Linked DNA regions of Homo sapiens: all the other regions are linked to region 2. A link is an interaction called in ENCODE POLR2A ChIA-PET data of the cell type or tissue named here. Cell type or tissue: PC-9. All regions are shown on one strand.

Region 1 (5,000 bases), 390 kb after region 2:
TATGCGAGGCCATTATTTTAGACTAAACTCCTACACTAAGCCCCAACAGACCAAACCAACCAAAATACAATCACTTATACTAAATATGATATAATCAAACTAAAACTTAAAAAAAAATAAGTTTAAAACAGACCAGATTTTTTCTCCTATAAGCAAAAAATTCCAACAAAAAAAGGTTCCCTCTACTCTAACCCTTACAAAAAAATTATCTGAAGTCCTTGTTCCCACCTTGCAAAGTCCACTGGTCTACTATTTCCTAGTAAAATTTAAAACCAAAGTGACATTAATGCCTAAAGTTTTGGTCAATCTCTCAAAAGTGAAATTTTGAGAGACTGATCAAAAAGGAAAAACCATTCAATTAAATTTAGTCTAAACCTGCCTCCTTATGTATTTTAAATTCAGCTTAAAGGTTTCTCTATACATAAGAAACTATAACCTAACTAAATACATAAACAAACTATAACCTACTCTTGTGCCAATCACCTAGTTTCAGCCAATCAGAGGCAGCCAACTGCCAAACTATATTCAAATAAGACCAACAATGAACTATAACCAATCCGACGGTTTCTGCACCTCACTTCCATTTTCTGTATGGCACCTTTCTTTTTCTGTCCATAAATCTTCAACCACGTGACTATACTAATCCTAGCTTCTCTAATCCTGGTCTAGTTTGGGGGCTGCCCGATTCACAAACTGTTCTTCATTCAATTAAATTCTATTATATTTAATTTGTCTAAGGTTTTTCTTTTAACAGTACAAACCCTAGAAAAGCTGTCAAACATGCACGAGACACATACCACAATGTTGAAAATAACCAAAACCTCTCATTGACAGAAGAATGGATAAACTGTAGTGTAGTCCTAAAATATCATACAACAAAACTGAAAGAATTACTGCTATACACATCTACATGGCTAAATCTCACACGAAAGGCTAAATGAAAAAAGCAAGCCACAGAAATATATACACAGTATGATACCATACTATGCAAAGTTCAAAATCTTCAAACCAAATGTAGTTTTAATAATATACAAACAATATATAGTTTATATATATATGTGTGTGTGTATATATATGTGTGTATATATATATGTAAATACTTACACTATATATATATGTATATATCAATAGTGTGTACAGGCATGCACCACCACACCAGGCTAATTTTTGTATTTTTTGTAGAGATGGGGTTTGGCCATGTTGCCCAGACCGGTCTCGAACTCTTGAGCTCAAGCAATCCGCCCAACTCAGTTTCCCCAAAGTGCTGGGATTACAGGCATTAAGCCACCACGCCAGGCCTCCCCATCTTTCCTACATGGGAGATACAAACACACACTTCGGGATGATGGTGGTTCTGCAGAAAGAAGATGGGGAGGCTTGGCACAGTGGCTTAACGCCTGTAATTCCAGCACTTTGGGAGGCCGAGGCGGGCAGATCGCTTGAGTTCAGGAGTTCAAGACCAGACTGGGCAACATGGCAAAACCCCATCTCTATAAAAAAAAGAATACAAAAACTAGCTGGGTGTGGTGGCGTGTGCCTGTAGTCCCAGCTACTCAGGAGACTGAGGCGGGAGGATGACTTGAGCCTGGGAGGTGGAGGGGGCAGTGAGTCGAGATCATGCTGCTGCACTCCAGCCTGGGTGACAGAATGAGACCCTGTCTCACAAAAAAAAAAGAAAAAGAAAAAAAAAAAAAAAGATGAGGGAATGGCATCTGGGAGAGGCACACAGGGGAGCATCAACTCTATGTGCAATGTTCTATTCTATTTTATATCATTTTTTCTTTTAATGTAAATCAAAGCTAGCAAAATGTTAAGATTTGACTAAGCTAGGTGGAGGTTATATTATTCTCTATGTTTTTCTGTATTCATGAAATACTTTAAAGCATGAAGTAACATATTTTTAAAGAAAGAGAAAAAGGGGGAAGAGGCTGAAATTTACCAAAATGGTTGTCTATATTAAACCTATGAATGGCTTTTCTTTTTTCCTTTCTAGTCTTCCTGATTTTCTAACTTTTTTTTCCCTATAAAGTCATCCCAGGTACCTCTTTCTAGTCCAGATTATTCTCCATCTCACTCCCAAAACCAACCGTGCACTTTCCTATCCCTTTGGTACAGAACTGAGCACTGCAGTTGGCACCATCTCCTCCACTGGAATCCAAGTTCTTGGAGGGACAGCCACAAGCATTCTTATTTGTCTATAAATTATATTTTAAATGCCTACAATGTGCCAGTTATTGTGCCAGGAGCTGGAGAAACATAAACAAACACAACAGACATTGTCCCTTTCTCCATTGAACTTAGTCTCAAGGAATAGAAACATTTAAGTAAAACACAGAAAAAACTATATAATTAAAACTGTGAAAAATGCTGTGAAGGAAAAGAATAGATGCTATGGGACCATGTATTAGGAAGGCCTGATCAAGACTGGATAGGAGGAGTAGGAATGTGCCAGGAAAGGAAGGGTGTAAGGGCCTTCTGGACAGAGAGGCAAAACCCACCAGTGTCTTTCTCACTGGGCTGGGAGCGCCTTGAGGGCAAGGACTGCTTGTGATTCCTATCTGTGCCCATTATTTGTACAGTGGTTTAACAAATGCTTCCTGGTTGATTCTAAGGCAGCCTCCAGCAGATCAGGAGATTCTGTGGCCTGTAACTCTAAGGCAGGAAATAATTCCTTGGGGGATGGCCCAAAGGCAAAAGGAGTAGTTATTCAAAGAGAAGAACAGAGTGTGATCCCCTTATGTATGGTACCTCAATCCCTTGAAAATCATTTGCTATATATTCTCACATGCCATGTCCCGAGAGAGCTGAGCTAGACTCTTCATCTGTCTATCCATCCCTTTCCTTGCCAAGTACCCTCCTTCCCACATTAATTTAATTCAATATGTATAAGGTGACCCATGTGTACCAAGGCAGGAATATGAAGATGCCCTTAAGCATAGCCCCTTCCTCAAAGAGTCTTCCTTCTAGACTGGTAGATCTCAACCAGGGGTGACTGTGCCTCCCCACCCCTGAGGATGTTTGACAATGTCTGGAGACATTTTTGGTTGTCACAATGGGAAGGAGGGTTACTGGCATCTAGTGGGTGGAGACCAGGGATGCTGCTAAACACCTTACAATGGTGCTTACAATGACCACCCCCGCCCCACCGCCCCCACCAACAAAGAATTACCCAGTTCAAAATGTCAATAGTGCTAAGGTAGAGAAATCTGGTAGGCATTATTTAGAACCACGTCTAGAAGCTGACTGCTAAAGCAAGGCAAATGTCAGAGGCCAAGTGTGAGATGCACAGCAGGTCAAGTGTCAGAGGCTTAGGAGGGTGTTAAACACCAGGTCATGAAATAAGCATATAAAAAAAAGTTAATAGTGCTAAGGTTGAGATGCTTGCTCCAGAGAATTAGTAACATAATTATATCACAATGCAACAGGAGCATAAGACATTGCCCAAACACAACGGTAGGGTACTTAATCTAGAACTAGGAGGGGAAAGGTTTCCTTGGAAGTGAAATCTAATCCAAGACCTGAAAAATAGATGAGTTAGAAAAGGGACGTGAGGATGGAGGCAGGATAAAGAAGCTATTTCAGACAGAAGGTACAGTCAATAGGTAAGCAGGACTATGGAACAGAAGAAATATGTTTGCAAGAAAAAAAAAATGAGGAGTGGCTATTGAAGGGCAGGAGAGGTAAAATGGGCCCAGATCATAATGAGTTTTGAATGATGGATTAAGAAATGCGTGCCCCATCTGTAGAGCAGTAAGAAGCCAATGAAAGGATTTACAAAGAACAGCAATATGAACCAAACTTGTTTTAGGCCAATTACTCTGCAGAATGGATTGCTAAGGAACAAGAGGCAAGGAGATGGAGTGGGAGGAGGCCCCTGTGATCCAGGTGACAGTCATGGCTTGTCCTAATGGTGGCCCAGAGCATGGAGGGGAGGGGAAGCACTCAAGGGAGACTCAGACAGTAGAATCATCACACCAAAATATGCACCTATTACAGTTCTCTGCAAGTAACTCCAAAGACCCAAAAGTCTAAAACCAGGAGTTTTTTCATAATTCACCTGTGGCCCAACCTGACCAGAATTATACGCAGCAAAATCAGAATCTGAGCTGATTTGAGGCTATTTGTAGTGCATTTCCTATTTAGTGTGACTATTTCAAGGCAGAAATATTAATGTTTGATTATGGGGTACTGCCTCAAACTTCACTGGGTGGTACATGTCATCCTTTTAAAATTCAAAAAAACCTGTATTTAAAATGTAGCTGGGCCGCAGAGTTTAAGAAAAGGTGTTGAGGACCTGTACAAGGTGCTGAATAAACTTTCATCAAACTACATTAATTGGGGCAAATTAGGTTACTGAATGATTATTTGTTCAAAATATTTATCTGTCACTATGCTTACTTACAGTATGAAACATCCAGATAACACATGATTATTTTTTGGAACTCTACCTTAAAAACCCAGAAATTTGGCAATGTGATCATAGCAGACTTGAAGTAGTAGGATTTGGGGAAATAACTAAAAAAATACATATTTCACAAAAATCTACTTATTTAGTTGATAATTCCTCCTCCTGACATTGCTGCTCAGAAGAAAGAGTAGGTACAATGTGTAGCAAGAACAAGATCCTCCCCTCAGTAGCATAATTCCAAGTAGTGTCAGCGTGGTGCTGAAAAGGACTTGAGGTCATCCTCCCAATAACTGTTAGCACTGGACTTTTCCCAGTAGAGGAGACCCAAACCTTTCTATACTTGTGTCAAGTGCTGCAAATACTTATATTAAGTGGTCACTAGCCATGGCTGTGGTGGCAAGGAGGAATAACCTAGGACTCACTCTCATTCATTCATCCTTTCATTCAAAAAATACCTATGAAGAGCTTTCTGTGTGCCAGGCACTATTTATTGTAGGTGCTGAAAAATACAGCGATTAACAAGACAGACAAGGTAGCCAGATAGCCCCTTGGAAGTTATGGATTTGGACAGGAAGCATATAATTACAGTAAG
Region 2 (5,000 bases):
TGTGAACAAACAGTGGCATTCATTTCTGAGCAGGGTGTTGAGGGTATAGCCTTGTGTTCATCGAACAAGCCAAGCTATCTCATCCTTGACCTTTAAAAGATAATGAGACCTTGGACTCATCACCCTGTGTCAACTCATGGAGGTAAACAAGCTAGTGCTTAAGGCTTTAAGCTAGCAGTGAGTTTTTAATTTTTATTTCTTACATTTTTTTAACAAGGGAAGACTAATGTATAATTTAAAGGAAATAATTTCATAGATGTGATAGTGGAAGAATAAGAACTTTTGATCTGATTTTGTGTATTCATGGGGCTCTTTAAAAGGAGAAATGATCCAGAAACTACCTTGATTGAGCAATCCTATAGTTGGGTGGCATTCAGAACTTTTGACATTGGTGAATATTTTTTCCTCTGTGGCTCAGTTTTTTTCTGAAAAGAAAAATTGCCTCAGAAACATTTTCTGCTGTTTTTATAGATGTCTTTTCTTCCTTTGCCTTGTCTTTCCCCCTCCTGGTTTAGCGTAACAGAAGAGTAAGTTTGGCTAGGTGATAAGCATTGCCTGCATGGCAAAGTCAAAACACCATGTCACATAGATGGGGGTGGCAGGACTTCTGTCCTGGGCCTCATGCTGTTGGCAGCCGAGGACTGGAGCATGGAGATCTAGGCTCAAAACACACTTCTCTGGCATGGACTTCAAAAAAGCAGAAGGGTAGATTAAGAAACTAAGTCCAGCTAAAAGTTTGGGTTTCCTTATTTGTTGTTTTAACTAAGTAATTATTTTCTTTCTCTTTGAGTCTCTGAGTTTTTTTCTTTTTTAAATCATAAAGATTAATTTTTCTTCCATACTTGTGGATTAAACAAATTTTTACAAAGTCCTATATAATTTGTGGTTCAGTGTAGGCACTTAATTATTCCTAAGTTTATAGCTTCCCCATTCTTCATTTTTTTCCCACTAGAATTCGCCAAAATGATAGAAAAATAACAGTACTGGGTACATTGGATATTTTATATGTAATGATTAAAAGAGCCACCTTGATGGCAGTTTACAGTTAGGAGAATATGTAGCTTTACTCAGTTTTTCTGCAGTTTTTGTTGACTTATTTTTTGGCAAAACTAATCACCCCATGCTTTGAAAACGACCCTGACATTTTCCTTTTCTTCACAAATGAACATATTCCCCCAGCCTTTGCTGTTCTTTCCTTTGAGGAGAGTCTCGGGCTGCAAAGATGCCTGAAATGCCCTGGCAGCAACACCCAGTAGAGGACAGGAGGAATCTTTAGGTGATCCGGGAATCCTTCTCAACGGGAACATCCTACCAGTTGTTTTTGCCATTGTTCTGTTGGGGTGTTTTTGTTTGTTTGCTCTGGGTGAGGATTTAGTCCTCTCCACCGAAAGATAATTGTTAGGAGTATGTTAGAATCAACCAGGCCCTCACATTTTTGTTTTCCAACTCTGGTGAGTTGCGAAACCCATTTCTGAGGGATCCAAAGCAATAACAAGGACACTTACCCATTATCTTCCTTTTCTACTAAAAGAAATTCAGTGCCAAAGATGTATTCCTTGAAGAATAGAAAAACATGGAAAGCTTTCCAGGGGTTGAGGATGTACTGATTATATGAAGCAAGTTTTACACTTTGCCCCAGTACTTGTTTAGTGCAGTTAATATGTAAATAAAAGTATCTTTCAAGTGCTCTTAGAAATTGGTGGATTTGACCAACTGTTAGAGTTTAATATTGGTGGGTAGACTTTGAATGTTGATGAGAATTGATCTTCATAATTTGTTATCTATCTTATGTGATGGATGGGGTTTAGGGCTTAAAATTTGCATCTTCCAAAGGTCCTTTCACATGAAAAAGGATTAGTTATTAAACTGCTTTACCATTTCAATAAAAATTTAAAATAAACTGTTAGCCAAAGAAAAAATCACTAAATAATCATGCAGTAAGTCACACTTGTTAAATAAAGCCCCATTTCTTTCCCTTCTCTTCACCTCCAGCTCAGTAGCTCCTAAGTGCGCTGTTTGTTCTTTCTGTGAGCCAGCAGGGCCAGCTTAGTGGTGATGTTGCCAAGAGATTATCTATGGGTGGGTAGGTGGTGTCTGGATGCCACATCAGGGGCTGATGAGTAAGTCTAACAAACAGCTGACACGGGGTTTATACTTTTCTTAGGCAACTTCTCAAACAAGCTGTTTACCATAAGCCAAAAACATCTTACCTACTGTAACCTTGTAGGAGAGAGATACCTTTCTCATTGCAAAGGGGCGTCTTTCTTAAGAGTCAGTCTCAGTGGGTGACGTCACCTGAGTTATTTTAATTATTTCAGAATAATTTTATTTATTTATAATTTAATTGCTTCTTTGGAAATTTTACCTTTTAAAAAATTTTTTTACCTTCTGGATTCTCAGGATAATTTTATTATTCTCAGAACCACTTACTTTGAATTATATATATATATATATTTTAAATTAAGAGACTGGGTCTTGCTGTGTTGCCCAGGCTAGTCTTGAACTCCTGGCCTCAAGTGATCCTCCCACATCAGCCTCTCAAAGTGCTGGGATTATAGGCGTTAGCCACCATGCCCCGCCCCCTGAGAATAATTTTTAAATTATCTTTTTTTTTTTTCAAGTTTCCACATACAACATTGAATAATTTTAAAATTCTATCAAATGTTGGAAATTGTCAGCCTACAATGTTGATTTGCATACATTCAGAAATTATAGGGATTTCTATATTTTTGATATATCTGTTAGCCTTAAGCCTATAGTTATTTTAAAGTTTCGTTTTTATAAATTCTCTCTGGTTATTACAGAGTGTCTCACTATGGGAATGTGAGCCTGCATTTCCCCACACTCACTTTTTAGATCCTCTAAATCAGGTCACTATAATAACAAAAATCTTATATTATGTTCTGAGTCCAGGAATGCTACACGTTTTATCTTTTATTTTTATTTATTTTTTAAAAAATTTATTTTGCTACTATTATTTTTTATGGTGTAGAGATGAGGGGGTCTCACTCTACTGCCCAGGCTGGTCTTCAATTCCTGGCCTCAAGCAATCCCCCTACCTTGGCATCTCAAAGTGCTGGGATTACAGATGTGAGGCACCATGCCCAGCCTGCCTATTTGTCTGTCTTATCTATGTATCTATCCATGTATCTATCTATCTATCTATCTGCCTGCCTGCCTGCCTGCCTATGTTATTTGTCTATTGACCTGCCACTTTAGGATAAAAAGTATTTATAAAAATAAAACAGGTACATATTTATGACAGAAAATTTGGAAAACACACAATAATGAAACATAATCACCCAGAAATAATTATGATAACATTCTGGCATATTTTCTTACAGTATCATTTTCATTATTTTATGTAGGTGTAATCATACTATAGATGGACTTGAAGATTTGCTTTTCTCATTAACAGTTGAGAAATGTTCTCAGGTTGTTTAAACTCTGTGAAATCATTTTAAATTTTAACTGACTGCATTAGATAAGCCATCAAGTTGATATGCCATAATTTATTTACTCAATAGTATTCTTATTATAGGATCTTTCATTTATTTTGTATTTTTACTACAATTTTTATTACTCTCAAACCTCTTTGGGCGTAGGAATTTCGTATGAAAGAAAGAGCTGCAAATGGGAAATTAAAAGTCTCTAGAATTTCACTTGGCCTCTTTTTTTTTTCCCCCTGTCACCCAGGCTGGAGTGCAGTGGTGCAATCTTGGCTCACTGCAATCTCTGCCTCCCAGGTTCAAGTGATTCTTGCGCCTCAGCCTCCCGAGTAGCTGGGACTACAGACACACACCACCATGCCTTTTTTGTATTTTTAATAGAGACGGTTTTGCCATGTTGGCCAGGTCGGTCTCATACTCCTGGGCCCAAGCTATGCACCCACCTTGGCCTCCCAAAATGCTGGGATTACAGGTGTGAGCCACCACGCCTGGCCTTCACTTGGCCTCTGTTGATTACATGATAGAGTCAGAGAGCTGGTTTCAACAAAGTTTCAGAATCAGAATTTCTTCTTTTTTTTTTTTGAGACCGAATTTCCCTCTTGTTGCCCATGCTGGAGTGCAGTGGCACCATCTCAGCTCACCGCAACCTCCACCTCCCAGGTTCAAGTGATTCTCCTGCCTCAGCCTCCCGAGTAGCTGGGATTACAGGCATGCACCACCACGCCCAGCTAATTTTGTATTTTTAGTAGAGATGGGGTTTCTCCATGTTGGTCAGGCTGGTCTCGAACTCCTGACCTTAGGTGATCCGCCTGCCTCGGCCTCCCAAAGTGCTGGGATTATAGGCATGAGCCACCACGCCTGGCCCAGAATTTCTTATAGATTGTCAGATCACCCTCTAAAAAAGGTTATATTAGTTACGCTTCTCCAACATTAAGTCTTTTTCAAAACCATTCTTACTGGCATTTCTTTGATTACTACTGAGAGAGAATGCATTTTCTTTCCTTTTTTGTTTGTTTTTGGAGTTAGACCTCATGCATTTTATTTTTTATTAATATTTTCTCCCACTCTTTTTCTTTTTTTAAAGGCAGTGAGATCTCACTATATTGGCCAAGCTGGACTTGAACTCCTGGGCTCAGGCAGTCCTCCTGCCTCAGCCTCTCAAGTAGCTGGAACTAAAGGCTCGTGCCACTGCATTCAGCTTCACTTTTGATTCTGAAAAATTTCAAACCTATAGACAAGTTGGCAACATTCTATCATATTTGCTCTGTCTCCCTCTCTGCAGACACACACATATATACACAAGCATAATATGTACATATGTGAACATGTATACATGTATTTGTTTTTTATTGCTAAACTACTTGAGAGTCAGAGACATAACAGTTTGCTTAGAAGTATTTTAGTGTATTTCTCTTAAGAACACAGGCTTTTTAAAAATATTGCCCTAATATATTTATCACACTCAGGAAATTTAACACTGATATGATTTTGATATGATCTAATGTCCATGCTGTAATCAAATTTCCCCAAATGTCCTAATAATGTCCCTTA
Region 3 (5,000 bases), 78 kb after region 2:
GCTAAGTGTTGTTACAAAGGGGTCAAATAGTTGAAAAAAATTTAGAAGTTTATTAAGTAAAGAAGTTACAGTAAGCTAAGGTCATTTTATTCTTGAAAGGAAAATTTTTTCTAAATTCAGGGTAACTGTGAGTCCTAGGCCTTCACATTCACTCTCTATCACTCACCAGAATGCCTTCCAGCCCTGCAAGCTCCATTCATGGTAAGTGCTCTACACAAGTGTATCATTTTTATTTTTATACTGTATTTTTATTGTAGTTTTTCTGTGTTTAGATACACAAATACCATTGGGTTACAGTTGCCTACAGTATTCCGTACAGTAACATGTTGTAAAGGTTTGTAGCCCAGGAGCAATAGGCTATACTCTCTAGGTTTGGGTAAGAACACTATGATGTTCATACAATGATAACATTGCAGGCTGGGCATGGTGGCTCACACCTGTAATCCCAGTGTTTTGGGAGGCCAGTGCAGGAGGACTGAGTTCAAGTCTGCAGTGAGCTATGATCACACCACTGCACTCCAGCCCGGGGACAGAGCGAGATCCTGTCTCTAAAAATAATAAAATAAAAATCCTTCTATCCACGTTTGGGAATATTAAATTTTTTTAAATCACCTAATGATGCATTTCTCAGAATGTATCCCCATCATTAAGTGACACGTGACTATTTGCTTTATTACGTATCCTTCCATTCATCAATTTATCTTTTCTTTCTTTTTTTTTTTTTTTTTTAGAGACAGTCTCACTCTGTTGCCCAGGCTGGAGTACAGTGGCGCGATCATAGCTCACTGCAGCCTCGAACTCCTGGTCTTGAGCAATCCTCCCACCTCAGCCTCCCGAAGTGCTGGGATGACAGATGTGAGCCACGGAGCCCAACCTACGTAATGTTTTTGAGATTCGTCAATGTTTTGTAGGTATCAGTAGTTCCTTTCTCTCTATTTCTGAGTATGGCTTGACCACTGCTTATTTATTCAATTAATGAACACCTAGGCTATTTCCAGTTTGGGGCCATTATGAATAAGGCTGCTGTGAACAGTCTTGTACAAGTCTTTGAGAACAAAATCTTCAATTTGGGGGAGTAAATGCCAAGGAGTGGAACTGTTGGGTCATGGGATAGGTGGTCTATTTAGAAACTGCCAGATCTTTTTCCGAAGTGATCATATAATTTATACTGCCACCAACAATGTATGAGAGTTCTAGTATCTCCCTTCCTTAGCAACATTTGGTGGTGTCAGACTTTAACTGAGCCATTTTGATGGGCGTATAGTATATCTCTTTGCAGTTTTCATTGTCCTTTATCTGATGACTCCTAATGATGTACTTGCCACAGGTATATCCTCCTTTGTGAGTTAGCTGTTCAATTATCTTGCCCATATTTCATCAGATTGTTTGTCTCTTCATTAAGTTGTAGAAGTTGGCCAGGCATGGTGGGTCATGCCTGTAATCCCAGCACTTTGGGAGGCTGAGGTGGGAGGATCACTTGAGGTCAGGAGTTCGAGACTAGCCTGGGCAACACGGTGAAACCCTGTTTCTACTAAAAATACAAAAATTAGCTGGGCATGGTGGCAGGCACCTGTGCCTGTAATCCCAGCTACTTGGGAGGCTGAGGCAGGAAAATCACTTGAACCTGGGAGGCGGAGGTTGCAGTGAGCTGAGATCACGCCACTGCACTCCAGCCTAGGTGACAGAGCAAGACTGTCTCAAAAAAAAAAAAGTCGTAGCAGTTCATTACATACTTTGGACATCAGTCCTCTGTCGGATAGTTGTTTTGCAAATATTTAGTCCCAATGTATGGCTTGCTTATTTTCTTTCTTTTTTTCTTTTTTTAGACAGAGTGTCGCACTGTCGCCCCAAGCTGGAGTGCAGTGACGCGCTCTTGGCTCACTGCAAGCTCTCCCTCCTGGGTTCATGCCATTCTCCTGCCTCAGCCTCATGAATAGCTGGGACTACAGGCACCCGCCATCACGCCTGGCTAATTTTTTGTATTTTTAGTAGAGACAGGGTTTCACTGTGTTAGCCAGGATGGTCTTGATCTCCTGACCTCGTGATCCACCCGCCTTGGCCTCCCAAAGTGCTGGGATTACAGGCTTGAGCCACCGCGCCCAGCGGGCTTGCTTATTTTCTTAACAGTATCTTTTACTGGGCAGAAGTTTTTAATTAGGATGAAGTCTGTTTTATAGACTTTTTCTATGTCCTGCCTAAGAAACCCCCAAGTTATATTCATCCGTGTTTCCTTCGAGCTTTCTAGTATTAGCATTTATGTTTAAATCTATGATCCATCTTGAATTAACTTTTTATGGATGGTACGAGACTAGAGTTGAGATTCCTTCATTCCATATGGATGTCTAGTTATTCCAGAACCATCTGTGGAGAAGACCTTTTTGTTTAATTGTTGTGGTGATTTGGTCAAAATTCTGTTTACCTAATTATAAGCATGGATCTTGAGGGGGTGTGTGTGTTTCATTTTATTTATTTTCATTGACAAATAATAATTGTACATGCTCATAGAGTACATAGTAATGTTTCTTTTTTTTTTTTTGGACAGAGTTTTGCTGTGTCACCCAGGCTGGCGTGCCGTGCCCCAATCTTAGCTCACTGCAACCTCTAGCTCCCGGGTTCAAGCAATTCTCCTGCCTCAGCCTCTTGAGTAGCTGGGATTTCAGGCATGCATCACCATGCCCAGCTATTTTTTTGTATTTTTAGTAGAGACAGGGTTTCGCCATGTTGACCGGGCTGGTCTCGAACTGCTGGGCTCAAGTGATCTGCCTGCCTCAACCTCCCAGAGTGCTGGGATTACAGGAGTGAACCACTGCCCCTAGCCAATAGTAATAGTAATTTTTTGTTTGTTTGTTTTTTGAGACAGGGTCTCGCTTTGTTGCCCAGGCTGGAGTGCAGTGGCATGATCTAAGTTCACTGCAGCCTTGACCTCCAAGGCTAAAGCAACCTTCCAACCTCAGCTTCCTGAGTAGATGGGACCACAGGCATATGCCACCACACCTGGCTAGTTTTTTGTGTTTTGTTTTTGTAGAGGTGGGGTTTCACCATTGTTGCCCAGGCTGGTCTCAAACTCCTGGGCTCAAGTGATCTGCCCGCCTCAGCCTGCCTCCAGAAGTGCTGGGATTACAGGCGTGAGCTACCACGACTGGCCTGGATCATATGATGTGCTATTTGTAGTGTTTTGAGGAGCCTCCATGCTGTTCTCCATAGCGGCTATACTAGTTTACATTCGTGAATGTGTGTTATTTATTTATTTATTTATTTATTTATTTTGAGACAGAGTTATATTGTAATTACATATGTAATGTAACGAGGTGATGGATATGCTAATTACCCTTATGTAATCATTATACATTATATGTGTGGAAACATTACATCCGTGGTTCACCCAGGCTGGAGTGTAGTGGCACAGTCTCAGCTCACTGCAGCCTCCACCTCCCGTGCTCAAGTGATCTTCCCACTTCACCCTCCCAAGTAGCTGGAGTTACAGTCACATGCCACTACACCCAGCTAATTTTTGTTTTGTTTTGTTTTTTGAGATGCAGTCTCACTCTGTTGCCTAGGCTGGAGTGCAGTGGCATGATCTCAGCTCACTGCAACCTCCACTTCCTGGGTCCAAGCAATTCTCCTGCCTCAACCTCCCAAGTAGCTGGGATTACAGGTGTCCGCCACCATGCCCAGCTAATTTTTGTACTTTTTAGTAAAGACGCGGTTTGGCTGTGTTGGCCAGGCTGGTCTCGAACTCCCGCCCTCAAGTGATCCACCCACCTTGGCCTCCCAAAGTAGTGGGATTACAGGCGTGAGCCACCGCGCCCAGCCCGAGTGTGTGTGTGGTTTTGTTTTGTTGTTTTTTGTTTGTTTGTTTTTGAGATGGAGTCTCGCTCTATCACCCAGGCTGGAGTGCAGTGGCACAATCTCAGCTCACTGCAACCTCCATCTCCCAGGTTCAAGCGATCTCCTGCCTTAGCCTCCCGAGTAGCTGGGATTACAGGCATGTGCCACCACGCCCGGCTAATTTTTGTATTTTCAGTAGAGACAGGGTTTCACCATATTGGCCAGGCTGGTCTCGAACTCCTGACCTCGTGATCCACCAGCCTTGGCCTCCCAAAGTGCTGGGATTACAGGCCTGAGCCACAGTGCCCGGCCGAGTGCGTGTGTTTTTAAAGTGTGCATCATTATTACTGAACAGCAACACCAAGAGAGTCTCACGGTTCCTGTGTGTTCCCACTTGGACTATTTTGCAACACTCCTCTTGACGTTGAAAAGAAAATGCTATGACACTTGGTTACTGCTGAGGCGAGGCCAAACCACCCTCTCCAGACCTGGGAAACCAGTGAGTATTAAAAATAGTTCAATCTTTTTCGCTACTTTTTAAAAAATCTCATGAGTTCAGCTGAAATCTTTTTCCCCCAAATGATTCATGGAGTAAATCAATGTGTCTGATTTTTGCCGAGGAGGGGAAATAGGACACCTGAAGGCCAGATCATGTTTCCCCTGGTTGTGCGCCATCCTCTCCTCCAAGTTGCCTGATCCTGCAAACAGCAGTTCCGTTTGTCTTCAGTTGCCTGCTTTTTCTAGTCATGCTGTGAACTTGAACTTGAGAAAGCTTGATGCTGACTGGGCCTGGTGAGAACGCTACATGTTCAAGTTGAGGGTCTTTTTAAATGGAAATCTTTTTAGACTGGCTCACGCCTGTAATCTCAGCACTTTGGGAGGCCGAGGCGGGCAGATCACTTAAGGTCAGGAGTTCGAGACCAGCCTGGCCAACCAACATAGCAAATCCCTGTCTCTACTAAAAACACAAAAATTAGCCAGGCGTGGTGGCGCATGCTTGTAATCCCAGCTACTTGGGAGGCTGAGGCAGGAGAATCACTTGAACCCAGGAGGCGGAGGTTGCAGTGAGCCAAGATCATACCACTGCATTCCAGCCTGGCTGACCAAAAAAAAAAAAAAAAAAGTTAAAAAAAAAAAGTTTTAGACAGATAATTCTTGTCAAAAAAGGACAA

Evidence for each region. ChIA-PET counts read pairs that join two places held together with the same protein. Peaks named below come from ENCODE experiments on the same cell type or tissue, not always from the same donor. Only the 100,000 strongest peaks of a DNase experiment are listed, where the experiment ranks them.
Region 1: POLR2A ChIA-PET joins it to region 2 with 9 read pairs; 4 of 35 experiments call an interaction of 5 or more read pairs at or near these places.
Region 3: POLR2A ChIA-PET joins it to region 2 with 8 read pairs; 3 of 35 experiments call an interaction of 5 or more read pairs at or near these places.

Annotation. Positions count from the first base shown.
Region 1 is chr16:14,114,817-14,119,816 of GRCh38, reverse strand. The region is part of intron 2 of MRTFB (myocardin related transcription factor B); the gene reads right to left. Among named protein-coding and RNA genes, the nearest start is that of MRTFB, 46 kb to the right of the region's middle. In PC-9, no CTCF peak of the experiment used is centred here; a DNase peak (open chromatin) is centred at 2,586.
Region 2 is chr16:14,506,358-14,511,357 of GRCh38, reverse strand. All of the region lies in intron 21 of PARN (poly(A)-specific ribonuclease), which reads left to right. Among named protein-coding and RNA genes, the nearest start is that of LINC03107, 80 kb to the right of the region's middle. In PC-9, no CTCF peak of the experiment used is centred here; a DNase peak (open chromatin) is centred at 2,097; H3K27ac peaks cover 2,021 bases.
Region 3 is chr16:14,428,671-14,433,670 of GRCh38, reverse strand. LINC03107 (long intergenic non-protein coding RNA 3107) reads left to right here and starts at 4,950. Exons shown (of 2, transcript XR_007065002.1): 1 at 4,950-5,000. In PC-9, no CTCF peak of the experiment used is centred here; no DNase peak of the experiment used is centred here; H3K27ac peaks cover 1,061 bases.